Regions from separate parts of the Mus musculus genome. Here region 2 is linked to region 1. Evidence: chromatin loops called from intact Hi-C (ENCODE). Cell type or tissue: left cerebral cortex. All regions are shown on one strand.

Evidence for each region. Hi-C counts contacts between places; a loop is a spot of excess contacts. Peaks named below come from ENCODE experiments on the same cell type or tissue, not always from the same donor. Only the 100,000 strongest peaks of a DNase experiment are listed, where the experiment ranks them.
Region 2: a loop joins it to region 1, with 6 times the contacts of the local background. A loop is called at or near these places in 5 of 42 quality-filtered maps.

The regions. Positions count from the first base shown.
Region 1 is chr2:166,162,173-166,170,172 of GRCm38, reverse strand. Gm30320 (a long non-coding RNA gene) reads right to left here and starts at 7,740. Exons shown (of 4, transcript XR_866951.1): 1 at 7,651-7,740. In left cerebral cortex, no CTCF peak of the experiment used is centred here; DNase peaks (open chromatin) are centred at 2,554 and 4,592.
Region 2 is chr2:166,237,949-166,245,948 of GRCm38, reverse strand. No RefSeq gene overlaps it. Among named protein-coding and RNA genes, the nearest start is that of Gm11468, 32 kb to the left of the region's middle. In left cerebral cortex, no CTCF peak of the experiment used is centred here; DNase peaks (open chromatin) are centred at 4,420 and 7,913.

The DNA.
Region 1 (8,000 bases):
CAGTGCCAACTGTTTATCTAAGGATATACTGGTACCCCATAGCCCTGCCCAGGAGACTGCCTACTGTTACACCGTGTGCCTTCTGGCACAACAGAAGCCTAACCAGGCTCTGGTTCCCACATCCTGTGCAGAGCCCCGTAGTGGTTTAGAGGACACCATCAAGGTTCCCAGCCCCAAGGATTCTTGATGACTATGCCAGGGACATCTAGCAATCCCCTGACTCTTGTGAGTGGTCCAGGCATGGAAAGGATACATGGCTAAGGAGGCTAATGGCCCTGAAGAGAAAACTTGATGACTTCCGTTGCTGTTGGCAGTCATCTTGTAACAGAGGGGAAAGGTGACTTCAGAAGCCACAACACCTGATGGATGGCAGACACAGAATCCATCCCAGAAGCCCTCTCTAACACATGCCCTGGAACCTCCTTGCTCCCCGTCTCCCCAGTGTTAATATCTGTGTGAGCCATCCCAACAGCCACAGAGTCTCATCCATCCTTTTCCTGCTTGTCAAATACCACCAGGTTGGGGGCCTGGAGGATTGGAAGGTGGAGGAGACAGAGATGGCTCAGCAGTGGCCTGTTGTGGAACTCAAGATTACCTTGCTCATTAGTTGCACGGGGATCCTGAAGCCTCAGGTCCAGGGGCCAAACTGAGAAATGCAAACAACCAGTAGCCACCCACCCTGAGCTAGCCTTGGACCACCTGCACAAATTCAAGTTTCTTCCAGCAAGCTCTCAGAAACTTGTTACCTACAAAACTCGGGGCCTGGGAGCAGGAGTTGGGAAACGTCACCCTTTCTGGCCCCAGAGTCCGAAGCTTTTCCGTGGAACTCCTCACCCACTCATAAGAGTGAATAAATGTCTCATCAAAGCTGCTGCCAGCCCTGGCCACATGATCAAAGCCCCTTCCTAAAGCTCCACAGGCAGGCAGGCAGCCTCTGGGCACTAGAAGGCCCCTCCCTTCCTGATTTCCTGCTCTGAAGTGACACTGTGGGATCAGCGTGGTCTGTGGGTCACCCCAGAACAATGCTTGCTTAGAGGTCTTTGCTGCTGGTTGAGGCAGGGAGCCTGTGGCCACTGATCTTCACAGTGCCTGCTAATGGCTCGCCACGGGTGGGCTCTGTTGAAGGCTCGAGAAGGCTCTCAGTTCACTAACTGCCTAAAGAGTGGGCTCCAACCGGGAAGGCCAGAGCCAGGCTTCTGCAGCCATAGGAACCTGCAGGAAAGCAGCTGCCAGCAAATCACTCATTCTGTCTTCCTTTGCCACGGGGGACCTTTAGAAAGTTACTGACATGGAATCCGATGGATGAAGGGAAGGCAAGGCAGCTCCTGCCAGCATAGCTGGCCCTTCTGTGGTATGCTACATACAGGCCTATTTGATCCGCTGGACGATTCTGGAGGTAACAAAGGAAGAGGCGAGTTTGGCAGCCACTTTATAGATACAGAAATAAAGAACCAAGGTCACACAGCTGAAAGGTGGACCCTGGGGTGGGTCCTCCAACCAGGTATGCGCACATGAACTTCACTGGGCAGGCAAAACTGCTTCCCACCTCAGTGAGAACGTTCTGCAGCTACATTGCATAGGCTATGACAGTACCTGACTGCCACTGCGTCCTTCTGTGAGGTTGAACCTGAACACTGACGACTCACTCAGCTGCCTCAGCCACATAGTGTTCACTTCGATTGAAGCCCAGCCCAGCACCGGGGCCTCCAGGAGGCAAAGGTTGCAGAGGGAAGTTTGCGCCATTTTCTATGTCGCATGTACCGCCTTTGAAAGGCTGAAGTATCTTCTAGAACCTCCAGCAAAGTCACTTGCTCTTTCTGCTCCAAGGTTCCCTAAACATGAACAGGCCTAGGAATGGGGCTGCAGGGAGTGCTCGGACCAGGCCTTTTGCAGTGGTGCGGTGTTTGAAAGCAGCTGGTTTTTTTTTTTCCCTTCATAGCCACCCAATACCCTCACGACACTTTACTCTTGTCTCCAGGATGGTCCCTACCTGCCCAGACCAATTTCAAAATGGCAAATTACCAGACTGGTGGATTCTAGAGGTAACAGAGGAGGATCCACCTCAGGATAGGATGCCTTTCAGCTGTGTGGCCTTGGCTCTCCATTTCTCCAGCTATAAAATGGGTACCAAAGTCGCCTCTTTGGAATTACCATGTGGATTCCCAGACTCCTCTGTGGATGGCTGTGGTCCCCTGCTCTGGGTCCTTCCATAGAGGATGGGATGTGGAGCCTTGAGAGGTAATGGCTATGCCTGAGTGTGGGCTTGGGTTCCTCCAGGGCAGTAGAGTGTCATGGTGGCCTTGGTAGATGGTCAGGGGTCCACACATGGCTAAGCCTGACCCTGATGGCTCAGTGTCTCTGAACAAAGCCCCGTCCTGCTTTAACCAGCTGTGGCCAGCTTACTATTTGCTCAACATCTGCAGTGAGTTATCAGGACCACTCTCATCCCCTTGCTGCCTTCTCTAAGGGGATAAGGACTGGGTGGGCTGAGTCTGGCTTGTCCCAGGAGCCTCTGATGCTGTCTTGGTTGGCTGCCCAGCCCTTGTGGGCACCAGTGCCAGACAAAGCCACTGCCAAGCAAAAGTAAGCCCAAATGATGAGTCATCACTGGTACTTACGGGACAGGGTGGGCCTGAAGACAAGGTACCTCAGAGGCCAGAGCCAAGGGCTAAGACAAGGTCCTGCTCCAAGGAGGACACAGAGAAAAGTAGGGGATCCTGGTAGGTCAGCCCTAGGTGCTGAGTGGATCTCAGGAGCTGTAGTCTCCGTCCACAGAATCCAGAGTTTAGGGGTTTCCCAGGGCCAGAGGAACAGGCCACTGGGTTCTGATCAACCTCGCTGAATATCCCCAGCTTGAGTTCTGCTCTAGCCAGGGACCCCTGTGTGTTGGTTCTAGACACGTGCACAGACTTCTCACTGAGGCTCCTCTGATGCCCCAACACTAACCGCAGTCAACCTCCAGGGCAGAAAAGCTACATGTACCGGGAGTGCTCCCTCAAGTTCCCTTGCAGAAGAAGGAGTGAATTATGTCCCGTGCCTCCCCTCCCCCGACTCCCTTCAAATCATCCACAGCCAGGAGTGGACCTGGGCTACACAGAGAAACCCTGTCTTGAAAAAATAAAATAAAAATAAATTTTACCATGCCTAGAGCCAACACTAACCCGTAAACCAAGTCTATGCTTCTGAGTTCTGGCTAAAGATTCTCCCTCGGGTCTTAAGCAGGAGGAGGTGTTTACAAACCTGACAGTGGAAGGGGCTCTTCTCACATTCTAGACCATTTACTGGATGGGACTAGTCGAGGCCCTAGTGGAACTGTCTAGTTCCTAAATGGAAGAGGTGTAGCCCCACTGTGTGCTTGTCTCTTTCCTAGGATCCCAATACTGATAACCACAAGCTGCCGGCTTGTCTCCCTGGCTTCTCTATGCACCAGAGTTTTAGGAGAAGCTTCAGTCAGCAGCAGCTCCCTCTGGGGTTTCAGGAAGGAGCCTTCCTGCCTCTTCCAACTCCCGAGGTCTGCAGGAGTCCTGGGCTCCCTGGCTTGTGGCTGCATGCCTCTGCTATCTGTCCTTGGCTTCACAGGGCTTTTGCCTGGGTCTCTCTAGCTCCCCACGTCTTCCCCCACTGGCAATGGGAGCAGGTCTCACGCTAGCGAACGCTGAGCTCACCTTAATTGTTTACATCAAAGATGATTTCCAAGTGAGATCGCATTGCCGGGTTCTGGGCCAGCATGAACTTGGAGTTGTGAGGTTCTGCCAGCACCGTGGGATGGGGGATGGAGCTGAGCCCATCCACCGTGGGATGGGGGATGGAGCTGAGCCCATCTTACCTCGCTGTGTTCTGTCAGGCCCCAGGGGAGTTACCATCTCCCTCCCAGTGCCACTATGAGAGTGCCACACTCCACAGGTGTGGGTGAAGGGGAGCCCCTATCCATTATCTAAGTTATCCACCTACAGTCATTCTGGATGGATACAGAGATTTGGAGAAACCCAGAGGTCCAGTCCTACAATCTGACCCAAGAGACTGTCTCACCCAGCTGGGAGTTTGCAAGGTGGGAAAGAAGCAGCCATTAAAGACCATGCCAAGAATAATTGGAAAACAATTGCCGGGCGTGGTGGCACACACCTTTAATCCCAGCACTCTGGAGGCAGAGGCAGGCAGATTTGTGAGTTCGAGGCCAGCCTGGTCTACAAAGTGAGTTCCAGGACAGCCAGGGCTATACAGAGAAACCCTGTCTCGAAAAACAAAACAAAACAAAAAAACAAAACAAAAAAAAAAAAACCCAAAAAACAAACAAAAAGAATAATTGGAAGCCCTGTCTCGGCCCAAACACAGCCACAGCCTTGCATCTCAGTTCATTTGACGTCATAATCACCTCAAGAGGTGGACTCTCTCAGATCCCCCTTTCCACACAGGGAATATGCCTGAAGCCCTTGCTCTGCGTCTCAGATGATTGGGGCTGGAGGTTCAAGCCCAAGAATTTGGCTCCAGTCTGTGTTCCAAGACAGAATGAGCCACCTGCAGCCCACAGGCCGGATCTAACTCCTCTGCTTCCTGTGGCCCACAGACTAAGAATGGCGTTGCCAATTTTAAACAGGCGTTGAACAGAAAAAGAATGTGTACAAAAGAAGACCATCTGCGGCTTGTAACACGTAACTATTTACTACTTAGGCCTTTGTGGAAAATGTGTGTCAATCTCCCTCCAATAAACACACTATCCACTCATGCCCTGAAGGGCCCCACGAGAGGTGCCAGGAGGAGTCCAGAGGCTATAGACAGATGGCACATCCCTGGAGCTGCTGTGCAGGACATCGGACATATGAGTCACACCACACGCACAAGTCACAGCTCAGTCCTGGAACCAGAGAGGATCCCAGGCTCAGTAAGTGACCACATAGATCAGGCACGTGGACTAGGCCCATCCATGGGATGCAATCCTGGATATTTGTCAAGAATCAAGGCCTTAAAACGGGTCTGTGGGTAAAAGCCCTCGGGAGCAAGCCTAATGGCCTGGGTTCAAATCCAGGATCCCAAGGTAGAAGGAGAGAACACCTACAAACTGACCTCTGACCTCCACACACCTAGCACCCTATATACACTACAGAAACACAGTAGCAAGAAGATGATTAATAAATGAGTTTTTAAAAGAATTGAGTTTAAAAGAGGAGGAGGAGGGAGAGGAGGAAGAGGAGGAGGAGGAGGGAGAGGAGGAAGAGGAGGAGGAGAGCACCTTATAGGCTGACATGACCTAAAGTCTATGTGTGACAATGTGGCTTCAGGCACAGCATGATCTAGGTGCTTGAACCTGCCTTCACTTCCTAGCATTGCATAAGTCACTCCACACAGTATAGAGCATTGCATAAGTCACTCCACACAGTATAGAGCATTGCATAAGTCACCCCACACAGTATAGAACAATGCTGTTAATTTCCCCACTGGTCCCAAGGGTCTGGCTATGGGCTTCCTTATCATCTGTTCAGTGTCACAGCGGGCTGAAATGGAGGCCTGGCCTGACAGCAGGCAAGGCTGTGACTGTAGTTTCCAGAATTCAGTTCCTTGTGGTAGGGGTGGGGGCTAAGATTTCAAGGACAGCTTTTGTCTTTTTTTTTGTTTGTTTGTTTCTTGAGACAGGGTTTCTCTGTATAGCTCTGGCTGTCCTGGAACTCACTTTGTAGACCAGGCTGGCCTTGAACTCAGAAATCCGCCTGCCTCTGCCTCCCGAGTGCTGGGATTAAACGTGCGCCACCACGCCCGGCAGCTTTTGTCTTTGAGAGAGTCTCACATAGCCCAGGCTGGCCTCAAACAATCTTGAACTTCTTGTTCTCCTGCCTCATCTTCCTAAGGCCAGAATTAGAGCCATGCACCGCCACTCCTGGAATGCAGAATTAGAGCCATGCATCTGCCTAGTGTGCTGGGATGAAAGCCCAAGGCTTCGTGCACACTAGGCAATCACTCTACCAACTGAAGTACATGCCAGCCCGAGATTCTGAATATTTACTGTCAGTCAGGATAATCTGCACCATGTGGCCTCCCGAAGATGACGATGTACCCCTCCCTTTACGACCAGCTAGAGATCATTATTCTAGAAAGAACCCAAGCCCCTTGAGGCTTGTGCCTGATTAACTGGGCCTAAGCAAGACAATCTCCCTTCCAGTAAATTCTATTAACTGACTTGGGAGCTTAATCCTATCTGCAAAATCCCTTGCCACAGCCTTGTCCTAGGGTGAAACCATTGTGCCATAGTCCTGCACACATCCAAAGGGACAGTGACAGTAGGAATCTTGGGAACCGCTTTGGAATCCTACCTCTCCCTCCCAGGTTGCCTGCTTCCATTTCCTGCCCATTGTGGCCTCCATAGCTCCCCAGTCACCCAGTAGAAGTTGCCCTCATTCAAGAGCTCAAAAGAAAATCTTTGGCCTGGTCTGATTGGTCCACCAAAGTATCATGGGCTCATGTCTGACCAATTCCTAGTCAGGACACAGATTGCATGCATTAGCCAACTCTGGGTCACATATCCAAACTGGAGCATAGGGTCCTAAGTAGCAAACTACCAGAGAGGACAACTTTCAGGAGGTGGGCTTATTTGGGCTCACAGTTAAACCCGTCATCAAACAAGGTCTGTTTATATCATGGCAGCCAGAGGAGAAAGGGAAAGATGGGGGAGGGGGAGAGAACACGCATGTGGCTCTTGGCTCCAATCCCCTTCTAAGGGACAAAGAGTTCACTTGAGCCCAGAGTTAAAGGCAGCCGGTGCTGCTGGCATCCCAAGCGCAGTCAGGAAGCAGAGAGAGGGAGAGCATCTCCTTTCCCCTTTTGCCTATGGGATGGAGCCACAGTGGTCTGAGAGCCCCCTCCTCCTTAGCTGCTCATCTCCAGAAAGGTCCTGAGGACACAGCGGAGGAACTTTACTAACCCCAACACCACTGGAAGTCAAGAGAAACCCTCACAGCCCACAGCTATCCCACCAGAGGCGCCAGGGTTGGAAATCAGGGACAACTGGACAAGCAGGTGCTGGGAAGACTTCCCTCCTTTTTCCAACACCCCCGCCCCCTCGCACACAGCCACCTCACATAAGCTCTCTCCCAATTGTTTTCACATCCAAACTTCCAACGCTATCCTTGCCTTTACTAATTCATTTCTCTCTCCTCCTCCTCCCCAACCAACCCGTGTGTGTGTGTGTGTGTGTGTGTGTGTGTGTGTGTGTGTGTGGTATATGTAGGTCTATGTGTGTGATACATGTGTGCTGTGTGTGCAAGTATGTGCTGGTATGCACACCCAGGCCAGAGGAGAATGTCAGATATCCTGAACCATCAATCTGCTTTACCCCAACCCCCAGCCCCCTTGAGAAAGGGTCTGTGACTGGGTCCAGAGCTAGGCAAGCATCCAGCAAGCCCAGCAGTCCTCCTGTCTCCGCCCTCACAGCCCTGGGGCTACAGGCACCCACGCAGCCACACCCAGCTTCTTGCATGGGTGCTGAGGTCTTTGTGCAAGGACAGCTAGGGATCTTGTCCACAGAGCCACCTCCCCACCCCCAACTTATGCTGAAACTTAAGTTCATGACAACTTAGGCAGAAACCCTTTCTATCCCTGTTTATGAGCACCCGGTGTTACATTCCCACCGTTTAGAGGCCAGAGCTGAAGCCAAATTCATACCAGAGCTACGGAGAGCAAAAGGTCCAACTGCTGGGTTCCCCTCCTCCCACTGGGAGAGAGGTCTCTGCCTCCCTCAACCCTCTGCTGGCTTCTGGTCTCACCCGCATAGCAGCCTCTAAACTAGAGCTTCAAGGTTGAGAATCAAAATATTTAACCATGGGCTCTGGCCTGTCACACCAGATGCCAACTGTAAGCAGGCAAAGCCATCTCTGGGCCAAAGGTGGAGCTGGCTGGTCAGTCACACGGCAGCTTGTGGCCAGCAGTGTGGCAGCATCCATTCAGCATGTTTTCCCAGGAGGGTACTGAGGAGAAGGCAGTGTGAGCCAATGAGCAAGGCCGACAGCAGGGTT
Region 2 (8,000 bases), 76 kb before region 1:
CAGAGACTTGACTCAGCTGCTGGTTCAGGTTTCACTACAGGGGGATACACTTGTATAAGAAAAACTAATTTCAGCTAAGTCAGTGTCACGCAAAAACTGTTTCACAACAAAGGGACAGAATTTTCCTTTCCCTGGATTGCAATAAAACAACTCTTAGTCAACTAAAATAGTCACAGCAGAAACCGCCCAGGTCCTGCACACACTGTGCTCGTTCGGCCCCCAGATTGCTGGGCCTCCTGCCTCCTTGTACCCTCAAGACAACACAGCAAAATTGGGGGAAGAGCGTCAGGATTCCTCCCATTTGACTGGAGATGACAGCTGAGTGACATCCCTGCCTTGGGCACCTGTGGGAGGATGGCAGGCAACCATTCACCTGGTCCTGCTCCACCTCCCTACCCAGCAGTCCCCAGGGCTGACCCCACCCCCAGAGGTGCTGCCCTGTGTAGGCAGGTGGGTGGACTGCAGCACTCGCCATCGCCATCGTGTGAGGGCTGACCTGGGAGAGGAGGCAGGAAACACGAGATCATCCTGCCTGGTCTGGAGGCCTGGAGGCTTCAAAGGGCTGTTTACAGAGTTCTGTCCTCTATGGCCATCTGCCACCTGCTTCTGGCTCGGGTGTCACACAACATGACCGGTCGATTACAGCCCAGGTCCCCCAGACTGTCTCTGTAGATCTGCACCTTCCCAAAGCCAACCTGGCCTTTATGTCTGGATGCTACGATTAGACCTCCAAGGTATTCTGAAGTCATGCTGTGTCCAGCACCTAAGGTGACCCATGGGACAGGGAGGCTCTGAGGAAATTCTGGAGGCCGAGGGGGAGGTGAGGCTGGCATCCTCCCACCAGCTGCTCACAGAACACAAGAGAGATCGGCTGTGAGGAGACATCCTGGGCTTCTCAGGGAGAGCAGAGTTCAGTCCCTGCCCAAAGTGTTCCCACCCCACAGTGTTCCCATCCCACACTGTCCCTAACCCACAGTGTTTCCACCCTATGGTGCTCCCACCCCACAGTAATACCACCCCACAGTGCTTCCACCCTTTAGTGCTCCTACCCCCATGGTGCTCCCACTCCACGGTGTTCATACCCCACAGTGCTCCTTCCCCAGTGTTCCCACCTCACAGTGTTCCCACCCCACAGTGCTCCCACCTCACAGTGTTCCCACCCCACAGTGCTCCCACCTCACAGTGTTCCCACCCCACAGTGCTCCCACCTCACAGTGTTACCATCCTACAGTGCTTCCACCCCAGTGTCACCACCTCACAGTGCTCCCACCCATCAGTGTTCATACTCCACACTGCTCCCACTCCACAGTGCTCCTATCCCTCAGTGCTCCCACCTCACAGTGTTCCCATCTCACAGGGTTACTACCCTACAGTGTTACCACCCCACAGTGCTTCCACTCCAAGGTGTTCATACCACACAGTGCTCCTACCCTACGGTGCCCCTACCTCACAGTGTTCCCATTCTGCAGTGTTACTGTCCCACAGTGTTACCATCCCCACAGTGCTCCCACCCTACAGTGCTCCTACTCCATGGTGCTCCCACCTCACAGTGTTCCCACCCCACAGTGCTCCCACCTCACAGTGTTACCACCCCACAGTGCTCCCAACCCAGTGTCACCACCTTACAGTGCTCCCACCCATCAGTGTTCATATTCCACATTGCTCCCACTCCACAGTGCTCCTACCTCACAGTGTTCCCATCTCACAGGGTGACTACCCTACAATGTTCCCACCCCATAGTTCTCCTGCCTCACAGTGTTATCACACCAGTGTTCCCACCCCACAGTGCTTCCACTCCAAGGTGTTCATACCACACAGTGCTCCTACCCCACGGTGCTCCCACCTCACAGTGTTCCCACCCTACAGTGCTCCCACCTCACAGTGCTCCCACCCCTCAGTGTTTCCTCCCCACAGTGTTCCCACCCCACAATGCCCCTATCCCACAGTGAAGATGGGTAGATAAACCATCCTTTAAGAAACCCTGTCTCCCCAGCAGCAGAGCCTGCTTGCTAGTTCAACTCCAGTTTTGGGTCCCCTGGAGTTATGGCTTTTCTCTGTTAAAGTAGAGGACTTTTTTGGAAATTCTATTTACTTGTCCCACCACCTTCAAAGCAAGTTGTCAAACACATGGATCATGACAAGAGTGGGCACGGAGCAGAGCTCACTAACACACATCTGGCCTCTGACCTCTGACCCTCCCTTTGGCTGTCCCACCCCCCAGAGTCCTGTTCTGGGTTCTCTCTCGTGATTTCTCTCCCCACCAAGACAAGGAGCCGCAGGAACTGATGTGCATCCTCCTGGCCCCAGAGCCCAGCCATGTGAGGCGCATCCGCGGTGGAATTTTCTAGTGTGGGGGTCTGTCCAAGGCTGAGCTGGCCTGGCTTAGGGTTCCCACCCAGGGAAACAGTCTGTCTTCAGTGGCACCCGGTAGCATCCCTTCCCAGGTGATAGCAAACACTGCAGGCCTGGGTTACTCTCTGGCAAAGGTTCTGCTGGAACCAAGAAAATCGCTGCAGTCTGAGGCCGCTGTAAGTGCTTTCTGGTTTCTGCCGAGCTCTTAGCGGTAAGAGCTCACGTGATGGATGCTTGGCATTGACTCTCCTTCCAGAGCCAGGCATCGGTGACAGTATCTCACTTCAGCTCAATCAGGACAGGCTAACACAAGGTCAGTGTTCATAGCTCAGGGTTGCTGAAGGGGAGTAGATCTCATAATTAATTTTCCATGATTTTACAACCATGATTAATTACTGAGACATGATGAAATACACTAAAATTTTATTGGAAAAAATCATCTGGGCAGCTGAAGTCACCATGGTATTAGACTGGGGACTGTAGGCGCGAAGAGATCTGCGTTTAAATCCTAGATTCACCGTGTTCCTGCCAGGTGGCCCTGAAGAGGACTCCAACCCAAGGACATTTCATACCTGACAGTGTCACTTACTGAGGCAATCACTGACTGGAGAGGTCGCTCACCCAAAAGCTCAGTCACCCAAGAGGTCATTTCCCTGGGGAAAAGGTCACCTGCCAGTGGCCAGTCTCTCAGGCTGCAGCGAGGACTGCGGGTGACCTCACAAAGCCTCACTTCCAGCTAACGGCTTTTCCCATCTCACTTGTTTAAGAGAAGGTTTTGGGAACCTCCCAGGCCCTTCTGAGCAGAGCCTGGAATTTAGCAAGGTCCAGGTGGCTCGGGAGGTGTCCGAGAGTGGGTCTTCACAGAGCAGGAGGCACTGGTGTTGATGCTATCAGGAACTCACAAAGCTGTGGAGGTGGGGCACTATTCTCCCTCCCAGCAGTATTTCCCAGCTGCTGTGAGGTTTTCCAGTAGTTCTTGCCATTTGCGTGGAGTCGTTTTAATGTGTGTGTGTGTGTGTGTGTGTGTGTGTGTGTGTGTGTGTGTGTGTGTGTTCTCCCATCTGATCCTTCTCGGTGTTGTGCTATTGAGAAATAGATTCTGGGGAAGCTGCCTTCCACACAGACCTTTAGGAGCCGAGGAGGAAGACAAAAGAAGAGAAAACAACGGAAAAAGATATATTTTACCTGTTTAGAGGTACAACATGTGTGGCTGTTCACATCTACAGAAATGCGGATGCAGAGACAGCAGCCCAGAAACCAGGGTGACAGGGTGAGTTATGAGCATAGCTCCGTGGCATCTGTGCCTCATACTCACCCTAGGAAGATTGTCACCCAAAACTTACCTGCTCAGGACCCAAGAGCAGACATTAACTGGAACGATTGGGGTCCTTGTGGGCAGGACTCACTAGTCCCCATGGCCCCCTTTCATTGATGGCCGTCTTCTCCTGGCTCAGGCAGTGTTTCATGCTGATTAAGTGGAGGGCTCCATACAGGGAGCCCTACTAAGCTATACTCCGAGCAGACCTCCTCGTCACCACAGTCTATCCAGAAAGCCGGAGTCAGTGAGCCCGATTTTAGGGTCCCTCACCCTTCGCTGCCCCTAGTCAGCCACGACAAGCCAACTCCTCCACCAAATCCAGACGTGGAGCGAACGTCCACATGGAAAGGGCTGCTGCGACCAAGTACTCAATAGCAGAATCTCCCTGTCCGGGGCCATTGACAGGATGGTCCAGAGAATGAAGTAAGTGACTCTGATTGGTTGTGAGGGGTCCTAGCCCTGCCTCAACCCCAGAGATCACCATGAATGGGGAGAGAAGGACCTCAGGACCATGAACTGCTTCTATCCAGAGCAGGAACTGCAGGAGCTTCAGGGATTGAGGTGGGGTCCCATGATGGATAGGCTTCTTGGAGGAAGGTAAAGCCCCCAGTCCAACATATGGAAGAGGCACAGAGACAAAGCTACAACCCTCTGCAGCATCCTCCCACCCTCTACATCCTCCTCCGCCCCAGCAGAAATCCCAAGGTGCCATCTGTCCCTCCTCCCCCTCCCTAAACTGAAGTGAGTAAGATGAGGGGTGAGGTAGGGAGTGTGAGAGAGGGGGCATGGGGGGATGGGGAGTGAGGCGCAGTGCATGAGCAAGAGTGTGTGTTGGTGTGCATACACACACGTGGGCTCTTATCCTCACAGGGAGTGCAGGAAAAGCAGGGAGTCTGACTCAGATCAGGCTACTGGATTTTTTTTTCTTTTCCTATTTTCTGTGTGGAATAAGAATTGAACTGTCTTTTCCTTCTTTCTTTTTAAAGATTGGTTGGTTGGTTGGTTGGTTGGTTTATTGATTGATTGATTGATTGATTGATTGATTATGTATACAATGTTCTGCTTGCATGTTTGCCTGCACACCAGAAAATGTCACCAGATATCATTATAGTTGGTGCTGGGAATTGAACTCAGGACCTCTAGAAGAGCAGCCACTGCTCTTAGCCTCTGAGCCATCTCTCCAGCCCTTGAACCCTCTTTTTAATCACGGTGTCATCACACAAAGATTTTGCTCATGGCTGAGAAAGAAAATCTAGAGAAAATTTATATTTGTATTTTCCAAAGCCTGAGTCTTTCCTTGCCTTGCAGGGGTGAGGCGGTGTCAAGATGCAGGAAACATGGTCTGTGCTACTCTAATATGGGGTGGTGTTTCCCACAAGGACCCCAGAGTGGCCTCTCTGAGTGAGTCAGGCAGCAGAGTACCATGCTAAGGCTTCTTTCTGTACCAGTGAGGACCTCAATCCAGCTGTGGTTTTCTTCTGGTAGAACTGTTTGAGAGTAAACAGCCCCACAAGGCCAAGGCTCCTGTTTCACTCAGTAGGTGGTCCTCATTCACTGGGGCCACTTGGAGATCAGTGGCACTCTTACACACAGAGCCATGAGACCAAGAGAAAGGTAGGAGTTAAAGAACCCCATTGCTTAAAAACTCTCTCTGAAGTCTACGAGACCTTAATTTTCTTTCTGTACATTGCACTGAGCTGCAAGGGAGGCTGTAGCTGCACTGAGCTGCAAGGGAGGCTGTAGCTGCACTGAGCTGCAAGGGAGGCTGTAGCTGCACTGAGCTGCAAGGGAGGCTGTAGCTGCACTGAGCTGCAAGGGAGGCTGTAGCTGCACTGAGCTGCAAGGGAGGCTGTAGCTGCACTGAGCTGCAAGGGATGCTAAGAAGAGCGGGCTTTGCTCTGAATGTAGTGCTCTATGCATATTTAAATACTTCAGGTCCTTGGCTGGGGTGGGGTGGGGGGCAGCTGAGCTGACAAAGTACTTGCCTCACAAGCAGGAGGTCATGAATTCTGTGCCAAAATCCAGGGTGTCCTCTTGTGCTTGTGATCCCAGCCCTGAGAGGCAAAGACAGAATCCCCAAGGTCACTTTTGCCTAATTGCTGAGCTCCAGGCAAGCAAGAGAAAGGAAGATGGATGGCTACCAAGGTTGTCCTCTGACCTCCATACACACGCATTCACACAAACGTAAACAGCCACATGCGAGGCTCACACTCACACACAGCCGAATCTCAAGAAAAGAAGAAAAGGCCGTGCCCTGTCTGCTGGGAAAGGCAGGGAAGTTGGTAGAGAGGAAGAGGTACAGTTGTTGACACTTCTTAGCGCTGGCTGGCTGAAGCAGCTGCTACTGAAAGACTGGCTGTACCAGGGTCAATCAAAAACTAAGTAAATGCAGCCATGTGGAGGCAAAGCTTTCCTTAGCACAAACAGCCAGACCCCATTCACAAAGTCTGTTCAAGAACAGGCTCTGTTGTGTTGCATGTCCTCTGCCATTGTGCAGCTGAAGGCCTTTCCTTTGAGAATGAGTGGTTTACAGCAAGTTCAATTTTCTGCTGTTGTGATAAAACACGGACTGAAAGTAGCTTGTGGGGAAGGAAGGAGCTTACTTGGCTTATAATCCATCTTTGAGGAAATCCAGAGGGAGCTTAAACAGGGTGCTGAAGTGGGAACTGAAGCAGAGGCCATGGGGCAGTGCTGGGGTAGGTTTCTGACTCACTCCCTGGCTCATGCTTAGGTAGCTTTCTTATACAGCCCCAAAGCACCTGCCTAGGGATGGCACCGCCCACAGTGTCCTTCTACATCAAGTAGCAACCCAGAAATAATCCACAGGTGTGGCCAGGGGACAATCTAATGGAGGCAATGTCTCAACTGGGGCTCCCTTTTACTGGGTGTGTCAGGTTAATACCCACTCTTAGACATCAGAGGATCTTCACACAGACCTTCTGGTGTCTCACTGATGTGGAGGTCTCTGGGATGGACCGTGGGAGGGGAACCCATGATCTCCCAAGTAGAACCCAGGGCTGACTAAACCAGGCCTCACACACGGCAGGCTCCTTCCTCACCAGGCCTCCCAGGATACAGCACGGGAAACGTGGTGGCCATTGGGGATACCTGTGTAGGCAAGTGCCAGGGCCTTTTCCCCTGTGCAAGTGGAAAAACCAGTGACATTGAAGAGGCCACCCTCCCTTTTGAGCCCCGGCTGGCTCTGCCCACGGGATGCTGGCTGTTTGCCTGGGCCTCTTGTTTTCCTCTATTTGGTTTTTGTAGTTTCCAAGTAAGATGTAAAGGCAAAAATATACACAACAGTGCATAATTATAACACTTGGGGGTTTTTTGGTTTGTTTTTGTTTTTTTTTAACTACATCACTGAAGTTTCCAAAATGCTCTTGGCAATTAAAGGGCACAGAGGGCCTGCTCTGGGAAAAGGAGGCAATGGCTACTTCCAGGATGGAGAAGGCACATGTGTTGGTATGTGCGAGTGCATGTACGTGTGTGTGTGTGTGTGTGTGTGTGTGTGTGTTTGTTTTGTCTGTGTGCATTCTAACCAGGCCTTTTAGGCTGTGTATTCTGGTGTTTCAGCATTTAATATCCTTGCTGACAATGGTGACAATTTCTGACAATGCTTTTTGCCAGGGTGGCCAACCTCCAGACTGCTTGCCTGCAGTGTCTCAGTACAAACCAGATCCAGCCCAGAGCAGATTCAGCACCATTCTCATTGGTCACTGGGTCACTGCACACCTGCTCTAAATGCCCCTGCGAAGGTTGGATGCAGCTAGGGACAGCCCAGAACCCTCTGAAACTTTCAGTTAGCCAACCCTAAACTTGTTTGGCTTGCCTCACCCTGTCATTCCTTCAAAGGCCACCCTAAAGACCTCTGTGCATACCTGTTCCCTCTGCCTGCTCCAACCTGAGCATTTGCTGGTAGCCTTGTGTTGTGTACTGGTTCCTGCTCAAGGGACCGACCGGTAAGCATAACTTCTTCCCTGACTTGTGACAGTCTTTTATATATTACCCCCTCTTAAGTGTGTCACACCCGAGAAAACACAAGTCTCAGCGCATGATGGGAACCATATGCTTCCATGTCTGTCGTATTCAACTTTCAACCAGCCACACAGGACAACTCTGTGTCCCTTGGCCCCCAGTGTGTGTCTAGACAATGTTTGACTTTGCATCACAAAAAGCGCTCTGTGATGTCAGAGGAGCCATGAATCACAGTGACAGCTCTCCCAGTATCCAAGAGACCTCTCCTGGCTGCTAAGTCACTGTCCCCCATCCCCCACGGTCCCCTGTGAGAACCAGTCAGTGTGTTGAGCATCAGCTGAGGCTTCCAGAT